Regions from separate parts of the Homo sapiens genome. Here region 2 is linked to region 1. A link is an interaction called in ENCODE POLR2A ChIA-PET data of the cell type or tissue named here. Cell type or tissue: Panc1. All regions are shown on one strand. Each heading gives the region's core, and the rest is flanking DNA. Links, peaks and the distances in the headings are about the cores only. Region 1 has its middle 1.7 kb from the start of HHLA2. Region 2 has its middle 11 kb from the start of IFT57.

Region 1 (2,921 bases), core at 142-2,641:
CCAAAGAAAGTAGAGTATATTTGGGAAAAAAAGAATTGCAATTCAGGTACACTGAATTAGGGCAACACTAAATAGTGTCCTTTAAGGCAAGTTCAGGTTTTTAATAGGAGATTTCTTGAAAAAGTTGTTTTGAGGGGCAATTCACTGGCTGGACAGAAATCCTAAATTGCAGAGCTGTTCTGAATTGTTAGTTAATTAGGGTACTCCCAGCTGAGAGATGTTGAAGTCCAGTGGATTCTGACTTAAGGTGTTATCCAAGTCTGTTGGAACCTTCTGTGGCTTAACATTTAGCAGGTATGAGTGCAGTCCTCTCTTGATCTTCCAATTCCACTTTAATGCCTAGGCCTAAATTACTTTATGTCCTTTCACAGCAACAATGGGCCAGGAAGGCATGACATGCACAAATGATGACAGGCACCACACTTAGCATCTTGGAAAATGAATATGTGAGTTTAACACCTCAAGGTTTTTAATAGCTGAAATATTAGGAGACTTTTTTGCTGGAAATAAATATTGATTGAACTGATTCAGTAAATGCCTAATATATGAGGACCGTAATTCCTTATCTCCCTGTCAGACCAATTTAAGATCTACATTTTAGCCATGTCTGTCCACCTCTCAGCTTTAGAGTTTAAATTCACTTTCTTCTGCAGTATTTCGACAACTGAAAGACTCCAGTTGGATGACTAATTTCAGCCCTATTTGATCTGAGGATGCAACCGGTAGCTGCTCTCACATCCTCAAGTTACATGACAGTTATACTTTTTACTTCCTCAGAACATTTGCCAACTTAATAAATGTTCAATGCCAACATTAAATTCTCCCCTGAGCCTTAGTGTAGGTACATGTGCATAGATATAATCAGGATTAACCATATTTCATATGCCGTTTCTTCTCCCAGTCACTTGAAGACATCGTGGAGGCACTTTGCAGAAGAGAACCAAAAGTGGTGTTGAAATGGTAACAGATCCCAAAGCCTAACAGTTGAGCTCTTGCAAGCAGTGGCCCTACAGGTTCCCCTAATATAGGGTCCTAATGGTTCATCCTACTTCCTTTCAGGTACCCCTTCCTGAAATGAAGAATATGTTGCAAGGGAAAGGTTTGTAACCTAAAACTGTTGATCTAGTCTTCAATAATGGCATACATATCATAGCCACTTTCTCTGTGACATAAATCTCAGAGAAATTGTTCTTTCCTTCCTCAGCCATTGATATTATTTAAAACCGTGATTCTATTTTTACCTTCAGCTTGAACAATCTCTGCATAACAGGTATGTTTGTATGCATACGGCATTTCTTCCTAAAACTTCAAAAATCTTCAAAAAATATGTAATTCTTCTATTTTCAAATTCCGTGAGAGTCTGCTCTCCTCATGTGTATGCTTTAGGAGCTCTGCTATTTCCCTAAACTAATATTACAGTGGTGTGATGTACCATTAACTACATGGCCATGGAGATTCAGAGGTGAAAGCAGGGATTGCCTGCATCTTTTAAGTCCCAGTTTGATTTTGATTTCATTTCATAATAGATCTTATTAATGATAAAAGTTGGCGGCCGGGCGCGGTGGCTCACACCTGTAATCCCAGCACTTTGGGAGGCCGAGGCGGGCGGATCACGAGGTTAGGAGATTGAGACCATCCTGGCTAAACCAGGAACCCCAGCAAAACCCTATCTCTACTAAAAATACAAAAAAATTAGCCAGGCGTGGTGGCGGGCGCCTTTGGCACAGCACACAAATCCCCTGATCATATAATCATAGGGCCCTGTCTAGCTTTATAGCCTTTGGACATTACTGACCACATCAACTTTAACCTCCTGCCACACATGCACACTCAGGGGAGAGGGCAAGGTACATTTGGGGAACTCCCCCTCCTCTTCCCCATCTCTTCCTTGACTTCCTTCTTCTCTAGTCAGAGTCATCCATAGTGAGCCTTCTGCTGCCCACTGGAAACTGGGTTGAAAGTCCCAGCTACTCGGGAGGCTGAGGCAGGAGAATGGCGTGAACCTGGGAGACAGAGCTTGCAGTTAGCCGAGATCGTGCCACTGCACTCCAGCCTGGGCGACAGAAAGAGACTCTGTCTCAAAAAAAAAAAAAAAAAAAAAAACGAAAAACAAAAACAAACAAAAAAGAAAACGTTGGCGTGGGTGACTTTGGGGATTCTAGGAAGAGCCCTGGCGCTTTCAACCCAGTTTCCAGTGGGCAGCAGAAGGCTCACTATGGATGACTCTGACTAGAGAAGAAGGAAGTCAAGGAAGAGATGGGGAAGAGGAGGGGGAGTTCCCCAAATGTACTTTGCCCTCTCCCCTGAGTGTGCATGTGTGGCAGGAGGTTAACGTTGATGTGGTGAGTAATGCCGAAAGGCTATAAAGCTAGACAGGGCCCTATGATTATATGATCAGGGGATTTGTGTGCTGTGCCAAGGCTTGGATGGCATCCTTTGTTCCAGACAGAAGGGTCCTGTTTATTGTCCTCCTAAGGTAATTTTTGTTCACTTTGTAACTTTTGCTCCCATGCACTCAGCAAACAGATATTGACCAGCTACTATGTGCTAGTAAGTAAGTGGTAGTTGTTTGGGATACAATAGTGAGTAAAGCATGACTCTTAGCATCTGTTGTATGTGCATGCATGCCATGCATGTGACACTGAGGGAGAGAGAGATTAAATGATATGACAGCATAGAGGCTGGGCACTGCCCAACTTTCCATGTGGAATTCAGAGAGGTCTTTATTTCTCTGAAGTTGAGTTTAAGCTTGGGTGTTCTAGCGACCAGAACTGTAATGGGAATTGTAGGTGCAGATGAACTTTGTGTAGGGTTATGGTTCTTTCTCACAGAACTATTGGCACCCACTGCAACCAGCTACACAATTTTCTTTACAACTCTGCAGCAAGCTAGACAGGTCACAGGCAGTCCAACCTCAGGAG
Region 2 (2,921 bases), core at 111-2,610, 62 kb before region 1:
GATACAGTGTGTACTATCTGAGTCTCTTATTGGGCTAAGAAGGTCACAGAAGAACTCATTTTTTTTATTATTACATTGACATTTTATTTTAAAACAAACACTTGCTATTTTCCTTATGCTAGTAAGTTAGCACTGTAGAGTATGAAAATTTCATATTTTACTTTCTGAAGGCAAGAACAGACTATTACACTGTGAAAGATTTTAATCTCCTCAGCTTCTTGAAGGAAGAATAATACTTCTGAAATGGGAAGAGGGAGCTTTTATAAGTAAAATTAGAAATGCCTCAGAGGATCTTGCTCTTTCAAAGGAAACACCAACTTTTTTTATAAAATAAAAAGCAAAAGATCTTTATTCTTGCTTGGAATACAATGACGGCTTCCTTATAGTTTTCCCTCCAGATCTACCCCTCTTTCAGTCTTTTGTCTACATTGTTCCCAAAGTAATCTTCCTGAAATGCAAATATGGACATGCCTCTGTACTACCCGACATTCTTACATGGTTCCCCTATTCAGGACAATATTCAGTTTTCTTAGCTTGCTGTGTAAACGCCAGGGACAGATTCAGGCTTTGTGGGGCTTGAAGCTTATACAGTTGGTAGGGGTGGGGGTGAGGGAGGCATAATTTTTAATAAAAAATACCAAATTTTGAATTTGAAATCAGCTACAGTACTTTGGAAGGGAGCATGCAAGTAAAGCTCCCTGGAACATAAACTGCGCTACTCTCTTGGTACATCTGCCTCTACTGGGGAATTGTTTTATCATCTGAAATGAGGTGAGGTTACCAGATCAATAAATAATGACCAAGATAGGCTGGGCATGGTACCTCATGCCTATAATCCCAGTATTTTGGGAGGCTGAGGCAGGAGGATTTCTTGAGCTAAGGAGTTCAAGACCAGCCTGGGCAACAACCAGTTAAGACCAACCAACTCTGTCTTAAATAAATAAATAACAACCAAGGTAAAGTAACTATCCAACAAGCTGACATTGCTTATAGCCCAGAGATCTCTGACTAGAATTCAAGAGTTAAGGTGGCTGCATATAGCCAGGATGGTGCTTCCTATCAAGAAACAGACTTGCTGACCCTTTATTATAGTCATCATTAAAAGGAGAATATTATGCTCATAGTTTTAAGACTAAATTGTTTTCATATAGGTTCAAGTTTGGCCCTTAAATCACCTAATTAAATAAAATTAGTTAAATTACTTTCCTGTGATTTGAGATTGCAACCCTCTACCCAGGCAGCAACTAACTTCCTGTATTAATCCTTTATTATCTGTTTGAAACATTTATTTAACAATCTTCCTGTCTGGCTGAGTCACAATTCTTAATGATATTTTAATGGTGGCTGATTGGATTCTGTATCTTTTACACCTTTGTCTGGCTCTGCAGTCAATACCACTAAAGTCATGCTAATGGCCCTATGATTAACCCCTCATGCCAGACAAGGGGTCTTCCCCAGTTGAAACTGGAGAAAATTTAATGATAGGAATGCTACACATATTCTGTCGTCATTTTGTCCTACCCTATATAATTATCCTCTCTTCATACTGTAAATTTTAGTCCTCCCTTTTGTTTCCTCTATAGCCTCTTAAAAAAAAAAAAAGCAGTGATTTCTTATTCTTTTATCTTTTGTGACCTTTCTCAAAGTATTTATGTTAGGTTGGGTCCTCCAAGAAGCAGAGGCCAAAATGGGATTAGATATGTAAAAATTTTATTAGGCTATTTGCCTGGGATAGAACATGGGAAGGGACCACAGTCAGATTTTGATGCAAGGCTGTTCACAAGTGAAGAGTAAAGGGAAGCAAGCTTGGGTGGAAGTGCTTGCTTTATGCTGCCATGCAGTCTAAGGGCTCCCACTTAAAGCTGGCAGCCTTCTGCATCATCCTATATATGGGCCAGATCAATATTCTTAGGTTTGGAATCTGTTACCTCCAGAAACCAGAAAGGCTTTCAAAATGCTGTGCTTCTTTCTTTGTGTAGGAGATGCAAGATACAATAGTTTGTCTTTTATTTTGGAGAGGTTGTCTCAGCAGGCCCCCAATCACTGCATCCCCAAAACTTAACTGAAGTGACTGCACCTGACTCTTTGTTGGGTTAATTTCTCATGCTCTAGAGTGCACGCGTCTTACCGAGGCCTCTAGCATACTAATCACCTCTTGCTCCCACTCAATCAGCATCATGTCACAGATATAATGGGGCAGTGTCATGTTCTATGGAATGTCCTGGAGGTCCAAATCTCTTCGGACTCTGTTATGACAGAGGACAGGACAGTTAACACAGCTCTGAGGAAAACTTTAAATAGATAGTGTCTATTCCTGTGAATGCAAACTGTTTCTGATCCTCTTTCCTGATTGGGCTTAAATAGAATGCATTCACTAGATCAGTGCCTGCATAATGTGTATCTGAGGACATATTTGTTCTATCAAGGATACCACGCTGGGCACAATAGCTACAAACTAGGATACTTCTTGGTTGATTCTGTAATAGTCTACAGTCATTCTCCAGGAGCCATCTGGTTTTTGAAGGAGCCAAAGTAGCAAATTGAATAGAGATACAATAGGAACCACGATTCCTGCATCCTTCAGATCTTTAATGCTGTCACATATATTTGCCTTGCCTCTCCAGGTGATACTATATTGTTATTTATTCACTGCTTTGGGATGGCAGTTTCAGAGGTTTCCATTTGGCTGTTCCCGCTGTAACAGCTCTTACTCCACAGGCTAGAAACCTAGTGTGGGGATTACTTTACTTGCCAAATGTATCAGTTTTATTCATGCATTCAAGGACTCTGTTGTCATGAAACATAGTTGCTGTGGTGAGGCAGAGTTCTTCTAAGGCCCCAGGCCCTTCTTTAGCCTATGGGTTATAGATGTGAACATTTGTTGTGGTCTGGGAACTGACCAAGCAAGCAACTGTGACATT

The links. Peaks named below come from ENCODE experiments on the same cell type or tissue, not always from the same donor. Only the 100,000 strongest peaks of a DNase experiment are listed, where the experiment ranks them.
Region 2: POLR2A ChIA-PET joins it to region 1 with 18 read pairs; 7 of 35 experiments call an interaction of 5 or more read pairs at or near these places.

The regions. Positions count from the first base shown.
Region 1 is chr3:108,293,347-108,296,267 of GRCh38, forward strand. No RefSeq gene overlaps it. Among named protein-coding and RNA genes, the nearest start is that of HHLA2, 1.7 kb to the right of the region's middle. In Panc1, for the core only: no CTCF peak of the experiment used is centred there; no DNase peak of the experiment used is centred there.
Region 2 is chr3:108,231,673-108,234,593 of GRCh38, forward strand. No RefSeq gene overlaps it. Among named protein-coding and RNA genes, the nearest start is that of IFT57, 11 kb to the left of the region's middle. In Panc1, for the core only: no CTCF peak of the experiment used is centred there; no DNase peak of the experiment used is centred there.